Regions from separate parts of the Homo sapiens genome. Here region 1 is linked to region 2. Evidence: read pairs that join two places in POLR2A ChIA-PET (ENCODE). Cell type or tissue: GM12878. All regions are shown on one strand. Each heading gives the region's core, and the rest is flanking DNA. Links, peaks and the distances in the headings are about the cores only.

Region 1 (5,383 bases), core at 245-5,244, 59 kb after region 2:
GAGAAGGATTAATGACACTAGTGATTCATTGTCTATATGTTTTCTTCTCTGTTTAACAAGAGCAGAATGATCTGGTTCATCTCTACTGTTGACTCTCTTCATCACAGTCTCTCTTGGCCTTTTATACACCAAGATGATCCTGCTGTTCCCATCCCAGTTTTTGTTAGTTTGATCATTTTCACACTGTTTACATTTGTAATATTTAGTACTGTTTTGTAGAGATAATTCCTATAGTTGTTTACACATATTTTTATTTTTAAATAGAATCGTGCATGTGTGTACTACCTGTGTGTCCGTGAGTTTATATATTTATTTAACCACGAATTCTTTGTTTTGATTCATCTGTTGGTTGAGTCCTGAGTCTGAGTATTTAAAGATAATACACTTCTTGAGTCCCATTTTTTTCCAAGAGCTCTGAAGACCCCTCTGCCATGTGTCCCAAATAATTATCTATATATGTTATATATGTAGATCTCTATACAGATCTTTCTATATATACATAGAGAAATTTCTCTATATAAATAATTTATCGATACATACATTTATAAATAAATCTACTCAGGTATATAGAAAGATAACTATACAGAGAGAGATGAATCAAGGATGAATCAAAACAAAGAATTTAGAAATGGACAGGCTGTGGTTAAGTAAATATGTAAATACATACTAGTAGTACCCACATGCATATCATATATATGTATACAGTTTTAAGAGTGCTTTACATAGATGTTTAACTTAGGATTTTTGACTTTATAATGGTGTGGAGGTGATATGCATTCTGTAGAAACTATACTTTGAATTTCAATATTTTTCAGGGCTAGCAATATTCATAATGAAACTCGGTGGTGCTGAGCCAAATATCTCATGTAATTTATTGAATACGGTATTGAAAGGGTTCTGAGCACATTTAAGGTAGGCTAGCCTAAGCTACGATGTTTGGTAGTTTAGGTGTATGCATTTTCAACTGAAGATATTTTCAATTTACCATCCTAAGTCAAGGAGCATTTGTATATTAAGGATATTGTCCTTTTGTTTTTGATATACATTGCAAATATTTTAAATTCATTATTTGTCTTTGGAATTTGCTTCTGATGTGTTTAACCATGATACATTTTTTTTCTTTTGTTGCATAATGCCTTAGAGCTGCCTTAAAAAACTGATTGGAAGCTTTATGTGCAAAGATAAGGCTTATTAATAGTCAAGGATTTTGATGTATCATTCTGTGAGACCTTTTGATTTAAGAGAAGAATCTACCAATTTCTTAGTAGAGATGGAGGCTATGGAGTGGGGCCTTTTTCAGTTCGGAGATCTTTATTCTTCTATTTTCTTCCCTGCCCGTTGCCGTGCCTGGTATTCTCAATTCCGAATATTCTTTGTTGTTGTTGTTGTTGTTTTCCCCACAGTAAATCTCCATTCTCATGCTCTAGTGGGGGTATGGTATTTGCTTGGCTGTATGTAATGGATTGGGGACCTCGGGATCTGTTTTTTATTCAGTCTTTCAGTCAGTCTAGATTTTAGCCTCATGTATCACTACTGTGTTGGGAAGTCATGGAGCTCCAGATGCCTGAGTCCTTTGGGAATTATTTAGTGAGAATTGGCTTACTTGTGCAGACACTCAGGATCTGTGTTTGCTCCGTGCCGTTGATGCTTTCATCTATTTTTTTTTTCTCATTTGCTGCCGACTTCTCTCAAGTTCTTTAACTCATTTTTATTAAATATTATTTATTTTCATTTTAGTAGGTTTTGGAGGGGAGGAGAGAGAAACATGTGTTTAATTCACTGTATTTAACTAGAAATCCAGGTGGTTCTTTGTACGTACTGTTTTTCCCCTTAGGCTCTACTTTGTAGGCAGTTGGATGGCTCTCAAGTGAGGCTTTTTAGGTTCACAGTATTGCACTTTTGTTTAAGTTTGTTTGCCAGTACCCAGATGATTCTGATGTTTCAAATCAGTTGCCTCTTGCCCTCGTTTATGCTAAGTTTAACTTCAGGGAAGCAAATTTTTTAAGTTTCAAGGCAAGAATTCTTTAGTTGATGCTTAAAATCTGGTTGCAGTTTTAGGATCTCTGCTTTCTCCCCATGGTTGATCAGTTTCACAGTATTCGATGTAGCCTGTGTTTGGCCATTATAGTTTTTTTGTAGTTTCATTTTTAGGGGTGTCTAATCTTTTGGCTTCCTTGGGCCACATTTTTTATAGTTTCATTTTTAGGGGTGTCTAATCTTTTGGCTTCTGTGGGCCACACATAAAATACACTAACAATAGCTGATCAGCTAAAAAAAAAAACTGCAAAAAATCTCATAATGTTTTAAGGAAGTTTATGAATTTGTGTTGGGCCACATTAGGCCATGCGTTGGACAAACTTGTTTTAATCGAATCCTCCTTCCTGTTTTTTTTCTTTCTCTTTTTGGTGGTTTTCAAGAAGTTGAAGTAAACATACCTTTATTCCTTTCTTTTAAAATGCATGTACTACAGTTTGAAAAACATTGTACAAAATCATATATTTCATTTAGGAAATTGAATACCTGGAGGATTAGCTGTGCCAAAATCTTTTTCCCAATCCTTATAAAGTTCGGCATGAGGTATAATTCTAGCCTCACTCATTTGGTTGCAGTGAGTTTCACATCACAGTGAAGGGAGGACAGTTCCTGTGAGAACACATGTGTTGGAACTAGAGAGCTGCCAAAACGTCTCTTTCACCACCCATCTTATTAGTTGTCTCTCACAGTGCTTCTGTTCCTGTCTACACTCTAGCTTCATGTGGCCTTCTTTCTTGTGCTTGCCTATAGTTTCTGTTCTCTCGTAAGTTCAGCTTACACCTGAGCCGTCATGGACACCACTGTCTCTCTTTTACTTACTTTTGACCTTTCTGCTTAAGCTCTTTACTGCTGGCCAATATAGTCTCTCACTGTTTCTTAATCATATTTCCAAAAAAAAAAAAAATTGATTGGCCTATGCCATCTTTTTGTTCCACTTCTGATTTGTGCCTAGCCAAACTATAAGTTGGCTATCTGGGTTCAGGTTTCCAAACAGCTTAGTGGTGTCAGGGGAGGGAGCAGTAGGACAGCAGGGGAACATGGTATATCTGAGGACTGTCTTAGCAGCAAGAAGGCAGGGATGGGACACTTCACCTTGGTAAGTGAGGGGGCAGAACAGAGCTGAATACATCAAATAGTCCCTATTTTATTATGCTAGTTTATTTTTAATGGAGTACTTCAGGCAAATACTTAGTAGTGCAGATTGAATAATGTAGGAAACTAGCTAATTTTTAAGTGTCAAAAATTGACTGCAAAAACCTGTACCCCGATCTGATGCTAGTTTCTGTTTTCATTATGACTTCAGTGCCATGGTGTGGCAGAAAGACCATTAAAGTAGAAGTCAGGAGTCTTAGATTCTAGACCTGTTTTTGCTGTTCTGAAAGGCTTCACGTTCTGCATCAGATAAAATTTTAAGGTTATTGAGGTAGAATAGTGTCTAAGGTGCTGTTTAGCTATAAAACTTGTGACTCACAGTGTACTATACCAAGTTGGTAAAGGTAATTTCCACAAGAGTAGTCAGATTACAAAGCTTGTAATAACATGAAATCATGAGTACAGGTTAATGTAAAAAATTAAAAACGAGAATACCTGGACCAGTACATCAGAGAGAGATACAGGAGTTTGTAGTGGACTGCATCCCTCTCATTTTAACTTGTTTTGTTTGATGAGGAGATCATCTTCATAAACTGATACAAAAGTCAGATATTATAATCACAAAATTTTCCTGACTTGAGTTGCACATAAACAGTGTAATGCAGTAAGTGTAATATTGAAGTTTCAAACGCTTTTTGATTTTCCATGCTTTTTAAAAGCCATAGCTGGATATTCAGAATAGTTAAGTAACTTGAGTTTCTTTTGTTTTTTAGGATTTAAGTGCCCTGTATGCTCAAAATTTGTATCCTCAGATGAAATGGATTTGCATCTTGTAATGTGTTTAACAAAGCCACGAATAACCTATAATGGTAAGTCCAATGGTTTAAAATAATATTTTAAGTTAGAATTAACTTACATTTTATGAATTTCATGTTTCAAGTATAATTTAAAAGGAGGGAAGGACATTGTTTTCTCTATTTTTACTAGTGCATTAATGCAGTGGTTCTCAAATTCTGTGATCTCAAGACTTCTTTACACTTCAAAAAATTACTGAGGACTTCAAAGAGTTTTTCTTTACTTGGGTTATATCTATCCATATTTGTCATAAATTAAAACAGAATTTATAATTTTTAATTTATTTTGTTAAACATAAATATAATTATGTTGACAACTTTTAAATGAAAAGTAAATTTTCTAAGACAAAATATTTAGTGACAAGAGTGGCATTTTCAGGATTTTTACAAACTCTTTAATATCAGGCTTCATGACAAGGAATTCTCACATCTGCTTCTTCATTCAGTTTATTGTGATATGGCACGTCTTGTGTCCTCTGGAAAACTCTGCTGCTATACTGGAGAGAATGGGAATGAAAAAGGCAGATATGGCCAGGCACAGTGGCTCACACCTGTAATCCCAGCACTTTGGGAGGCCGAGGTAGGCAGATCACCTGAGATCCCAAGTTTGAGACCAGCCTGGCCAACATGGTGAAACCCCATCTCTACTAAAAGAAAAAAAAAAAGAAAAAAAAAAATTAGCTGGGTGTGGTGGTGCACACCTGAAATCCTAGCTACTCGGGAGGCTGAGGCAGGAGAATCGCTTGAACCCAGGAGGCGAAAGTTGTAGTGAGCCGAGATTGTGCCACTGCACTCCAGCCTTGGAGACAGAGTGAGACTCTGTCTCAAAAAAAAAAAGAAAAAAAAACAAAAACAAACAAACAAAAAAACAGATACTTAGTGTTACCATGAAAATAGTTTTTACTTTGTTAATCTAAAAGGATTTCAAAGGCTCTTCCACTTCTCCTACTGTACAAGATTCTTTGGACCACAGTTTGAGAACTGCTGCATTGAAATAAAATCTTTTGGGTTAAGCCTAAGTAAAATGTAATGTTCATAATGGCCATTTTCAAAAGTAAGTAAGCATGGTTGAAATTGCAACTTTTTTCTTTTTGTTTAAGAGTATAGAGTAAATGAAGGGAACATATATGAGGAGTAGGGAGAATAAAAGTTTATTCAATAGTAAATAGATGCCTAATGGGAGAAAAAAGTCATTAAGAGAAACCCAAAACTCTACCTATGCAGTGCATATGTGTCTCTGTCTTTCCTCCCATATACAAATTTAGTCTGTGAGCTCTGGAGCGAACTGGTATTTTTTTAGGTCTGGTGTTTTAGACTGTACCATTCTTTCCTGACCAAAATCTCTAGATATTCCAAAACCTAGGAAAGATTTTAAATGTAGCCTTGGCATACTTTGGAATAGA
Region 2 (5,383 bases), core at 117-5,116:
CACGCCTGTACTCCCAGCTACTTGGGAGTCTGAGGTGAGAGAATTGCTTGAACATGGGAGGCGGAGCTTGCAGTGAGCCAAGATTGTGCCACTGCATTCCAGCCTGGGCAACAGAGCGAGACTCCATCTCAAAAAAAAAAAAAAAAAAAGAATTTTATCTTCAGGGAGCCCCTCTGTTTTAGTCTACTTGGGCTGCTATACCAAAATACCATAGACTGGCTGGATGAAACAACAGAAATGTGTTTCTTTATAGTTCTGGAGGCTGAGAAGTCTGAGATCAAGATGCTGGCTGATTCAGTTCCTGGTGAGGGCCAACATCACAGCCTCTAGACAGCCACCTTTTTGCTGTGTCCTCACTTGGTGGGGAGAGAGCAAGCTGCCATCTCAAGAACAGTGATCCCATCATGGGGGCCTCCCTCAAGATCTCATCTAAACCTAATGACCTCCCAGAGGCCCACCTCCCAATACCATCACATTGGGGGTGAAGACTTCCACCTAGAAATGTGAGGGGGATACAAACACTCAGTCTGTAACACCCTCCTTTATGGAAGGTGTGTCTTCATTAGAAAACACCAATCCTTGATAATATAACCAAACTTTTTAACACTAAAGAGTTTGGCTGGGCGCGGTGGCTCGTGCCTGTAATCCCAGCACTTTGGGAGGCCGAGGCAGGTGGATCATGAGGTCAGGAGATTGAGACCATCCTGGCTAACACAGTGAAACCACGTCTCCACTAAAAATACAAAAAATCAGCCAGGCGTGGTGGCGGGCACCTGTAGTCCCAACTACTCGGGAGGCTGAGGCAGGAGAATCACGTGAACCCAGGAGGTGGAGGTTGCAGTGAGCCAAGATCGCGCCACTGCACTCCAGCCTGGATGACAAAGCGAGACTCTGTCTCGGAAAAAAAAAAAAAAAAAAAGTTTGACCTGAACGTTTTGTGCTTTGGGTTTTAGTGGGGTTGGTGTGCTTGTGCTACCGAGTTGAGAGAATAGAGAGCTTTAATAATTATTAGCATTTAGCAAAATAATGATGTTTTCAGTTTTAAAAAGAACAGTAAGTGACTCAATTCCTATTGCTAATTGTAGAAAATGTCATGGTGGAACTGCGTGGGGAAATACAGAGGAAACTGCAGTGGGTTGGGGAGGAGGACCGTTTTGAACTGCTTTTTGTTAAGAGAACTGACAATTCTGCTTGTCGAGTTGTTAATACAATGTTGAAGTTCAGGTGCTGTATCTGATTTCAATTCCTGACTCCTCCACTTAGTAGCACTGTGACTCTGGGCAAGTTACTGCATCTCTCTAAGTCTCAGCTTTGTCATTTCTAAAATGAAAGTAATAATAGTTCCTACTCCATGGGACTCAATGAGGAGAAGGTTCAATGAGGAGCTGGGAGTGGTGTCTCTTGCCTATAATTCCAGCACTTTGGGAGGCTGAGGCAGGAGGATCGCTTGAGCCCAGGAGGTCAAGACCAGCCTAGGCAATAAAGTGAGACTGTTGCTACAAAAAAAAAAAAAAAAAAAAAAGCCAGGCCTGGTAGTGTGCACCTGTGGTCCCAGCTACTCAGGAGGCTGAGGTGGGAGGATCGCTTGAGTTCAGGAGGTCGATGCTGCAGTGAGCCGTGTTCACGTCACTGCCCTCCAGCCTGGGTGATAGAGCCAGACTCTGCCTCAGAAAAAAAAAAAAAAGAAAAGAAAGATTCAATGTGAATGTATGCAAAGTAATTCAGGATTGTGTCTGGAACATGGTAAGTGCTCATTAGATGTTAGCTATTATTATTATTAGTATTATTAGCAGCATGGTGGGAAAGATACAGCACTAGGAAGCTAGAGCCCTTTCCCCAATTACTGAGGTACGTTGACAGTAAAAATAACAACGACAACAACAATAATAGCAACACTTTTATGTACTAGGCTCTTAATATTATTACTATTATAATCATCCCTTACTTATAACTGTGGAAATTGAGTCACAGAAAGATTAAATAACTTGCCCAAAGTAACAAGGCTAATGACCAGCAAGGCCAGAGCTTGAATCCAGGCAGCCTGTTGCAGAGCTGACATGTTGAACTAACATGATGTGTTGCTTTTTTTTGTCTATACAGTTAGGGCCATGGCTAGAGGCAACGTGTAGACCCAGTAATCTGTTGGGATCCCTCCATGTCTCGGATCCTTGGGAATGTCCCTGAGTTTAGATCTACTGTTATGCTCTATATCAGACAATGAAAAACACAGTTCTAAGTCCTTAGCTTGGGAAACTCTCATAACATTTGGCTTAGTGAAGTCAAATGGTACAAAATTCAAAAGTAAAAGGCACATGGTATAAAGTCTTACTTCAGCATCCAGCCATCTAGTTCCCTTGCCCGGAGATAGCAAATGTTAGCTAATGGATCAACTTTGAGCAAATTGTTAACCCAAAACTTACCTCTTTATCATCCAAGACAAACACTGCTTCCATGCCCCACCTCCCATCTGTGCTCTGACTTCCTGGCTGGAGACAGAATTCTCAATGAAGGAGAGAAACAGAAGTAGTTTCTCTTCAGTGCCAGCCTCACCTTCCCTTCCCTTCTCTTTACGTCTCCCCTCCCCTACCACTCCTGGGTCTTTCTTTCCCAACTCAAACTATCACCACTTTACACTACACTAAAGGTATCCTCAGGAGAAGGTTGGGACATCTGCTTTAACTTCCACAACTCCTTTGCTACCGTGACTATCATTCTGGGTTTATCACCAATTAACATACCACTCACGCTGTGAAGTATAAGGGCTGGTGTGGCTGGACCACCAAAGAAGACTCATTTGCTGTAATATTCCTAAACACAGAAAGAAAAAAAAATAAGATTTTCTTTCTCTAAGTATTCTAGTACTAAACCTTATAGCTACATATGTACAGGAACAGAGAGATATCAGGACATGCTATTGATCTCATTTGCAAAACCCCAAAATAATAGCAACAACAAACTAAGCATGCACACATTGACTAGCAGTTTAAACTGTTAACAGTGAATATGTTACTTACCAACTATTTTAACTTTTAATAAGAAGCATGAATTTCATATATATACACATATATATGTATATATGATTTTCAGATCGCAGATCTTTTCTCCCCTTTTTATTGTGGTAAAATAACATACGCTTTACCATTTTAACTATTTTTAGTTAGTTGTTTGTTTTTAACAGAGGTGGAGTCTCACTATGTTGCCTAGGCTGGTCTCAACCTCCTGGACCCAAGCACTCCTCCCGCCCTGGCCTCCCAAAGTGTTGAGATTATAGGCATGAGCCACTGCACCCAGCCTCAACTATTTTTACGTCTACAATTCAGTGACATTAAGTATATTCACAATGTTGTGCAATAGTCACCACTATCCATTTTCATCATCCCAAACAGAAACTCTGTATCCATGAAATAATAACTCCCCATTCCTCCCTCCCCAAGTGCCTTACAACCTCGATTCTACTTTCTGTCTCTATGGATTTGTCTATTCTATAAGCTGCGTTATGCAATATTTGCTCTTCAGTGTCTGGTTTATTTCACCAAGCACAATGTCTTCAATGTTCACCAATGTTGTGATATATATTAAAATCACATACATCCTTTATTTATGTAAAAGAATTTTCGTTCCTTTTAAAGGCTGAATGATACCCAATTTTATGTATATACTACATTTTAAAAATCCATGCACTTGTTGGTTGGGTTGTTACCACCCTTTAGCTATTGACAATAGTGCTGCTATGAAATGGGTGTAGGAGTATCTGTTTGAATCCCTGCTTTTAATTCTTTTGGGCATATACCTAGAAGAGAAATTGCTAGATTCTATGGTTTATCTATGTTTAACTTTTTGAGGAAACACCATACTGTTTTCCATAGCAGCTGCACCATTTTACATTCCCACCAGCAATGGACCAGGGTCCTAATTTCTACCCATCATCATCAATCCTTTTTTTAAAAAAATAGTTACCCTAATGGGTGTGAATCTCATTTTTTATCCCTTACCCCCCTTTTTCTCCAAGTCCCCAAAGTCCATTTTATCATTCTTATGCCTGTGCATCATCATAGCTTGGCTCGCACTTATGAGTGAGAACATACAATGTTTGGTTTTCCATTCTTGAGTTACTTCACTCAGAATAATGTTCTCCAGGCACGGTGGCTCACACCTGTAATCCCAGCACTTTGGGAGGCTGAGGTGGGTGGATCACGAGGTCAGGAGATCGAGACCATCTTGGCCAGCATGGTGAAACCCCATCTCTACTAAAATGCAAAAAATTAGCCAGGTGTGGTGGCACGTGCCTGTAATCCCAGCTACTTGTGAGGCTGAGGCGGGGGAATCGCTTGAATCTGGGAGGCGGAGGTTGCAGTGAGCTGAGATCACACCACTGCACTCCAGCCTGGTGACAGAGCAAGACTCTGTCTAAAAAAAAAAAAAAAAAAAAAAGGTCTCCAATTTCATCCAGGATCCAGGTTGCTGCAAATGCCATCATTTCATTCCTTTTTATGGCTGAGTAGTATTCCACGGTGTGTGTGTGTGTATCACATTTTCTTTATTCACTTGTTGATTGGTGGGCATTTGGGCTGGTTCCATATTTTTGCAATTGTGAATTGTGCTGCTATAAACATATGTGTGCAAGTATCTTTTTTGTATAATTACTTCTTTTCCTCTGGGTAGATAGCCAGTAGTGGGATTGCTGGATCAAATGGTAGATCTATTTTTAGTTTTTAAAGGAAATTCCACACTGTTTTCCATAGTGGTTGTAGTAGTTTACGTTCCCACCAACAATGTTAAAGTGTTCCCTTGTTAGCACATCCATGCCAGCATCTATTATTTTTTGATTTTTTTTATTATAGCCATATGAGTTTCATTTTTTTCTCTTCCTGAGACGGAGTCTCACTCTGTTGCCTGGCTGGAGTTCAGTGGCGAGATCTCGGCTTACTGCAATCTCTGCCTCCTGGGTTCAAGTGATTCCCCTGCCTCAGGCTTCTGAATAGCTGGGACTACAGGCACACACCACCACGCCTGGCTAATTTTTTATATTTTAGTAGAGACAGGGTTTCACCTTGTTGGCCAGAATGGTCTCGATCTTCTGACCTCGTGATCTGCCCACCTCAGCCTCCCAAAGTGTGGGGATTACAGGCATGAGCCACCGTGCCCGGCCTCATATTTTTCGTAAAAGGTGTGATGGTCAATTGTGTCATCTTGACTGAGCCATGGGGTGGCTAGCTGTTTGGTCAAACACTATTGTGGGTATATGTGAGGGAACATCTTAAGTCCTGGGCTTCCACAGAGACAGTTTCTATTAATTGCTTTTTTCCTGTGTATTGGCCATACTCTTTTGTTTCTTTGAATGTCTTGTAATTTTTTGTTGAAAATTGCATATTTAAAATGCTAT

What was found. ChIA-PET counts read pairs that join two places held together with the same protein. Peaks named below come from ENCODE experiments on the same cell type or tissue, not always from the same donor. Only the 100,000 strongest peaks of a DNase experiment are listed, where the experiment ranks them.
Region 1: POLR2A ChIA-PET joins it to region 2 with 5 read pairs; 6 of 35 experiments call an interaction of 5 or more read pairs at or near these places.

What each region holds. Positions count from the first base shown.
Region 1 is chr7:30,319,743-30,325,125 of GRCh38, forward strand. It overlaps ZNRF2 (zinc and ring finger 2), which reads left to right. Exons shown (of 5, transcript NM_147128.4): 2 at 3,900-3,995. Among named protein-coding and RNA genes, the nearest start is that of MIR550B1, 33 kb to the left of the region's middle. RefSeq lists an enhancer at 3,007-3,056. In GM12878, for the core only: no CTCF peak of the experiment used is centred there; DNase peaks (open chromatin) are centred at 2,129, 2,729 and 3,319; H3K4me3 peaks cover 2,583 bases; H3K27ac peaks cover 2,926 bases.
Region 2 is chr7:30,260,886-30,266,268 of GRCh38, forward strand. All of the region lies in intron 2 of LOC124901607 (a long non-coding RNA gene), which reads left to right. LOC105375218 (a long non-coding RNA gene) reads right to left here. Exons shown (of 4, transcript NR_136267.1): 2 at 2,739-2,808. Among named protein-coding and RNA genes, the nearest start is that of ZNRF2, 21 kb to the right of the region's middle. In GM12878, for the core only: no CTCF peak of the experiment used is centred there; no DNase peak of the experiment used is centred there.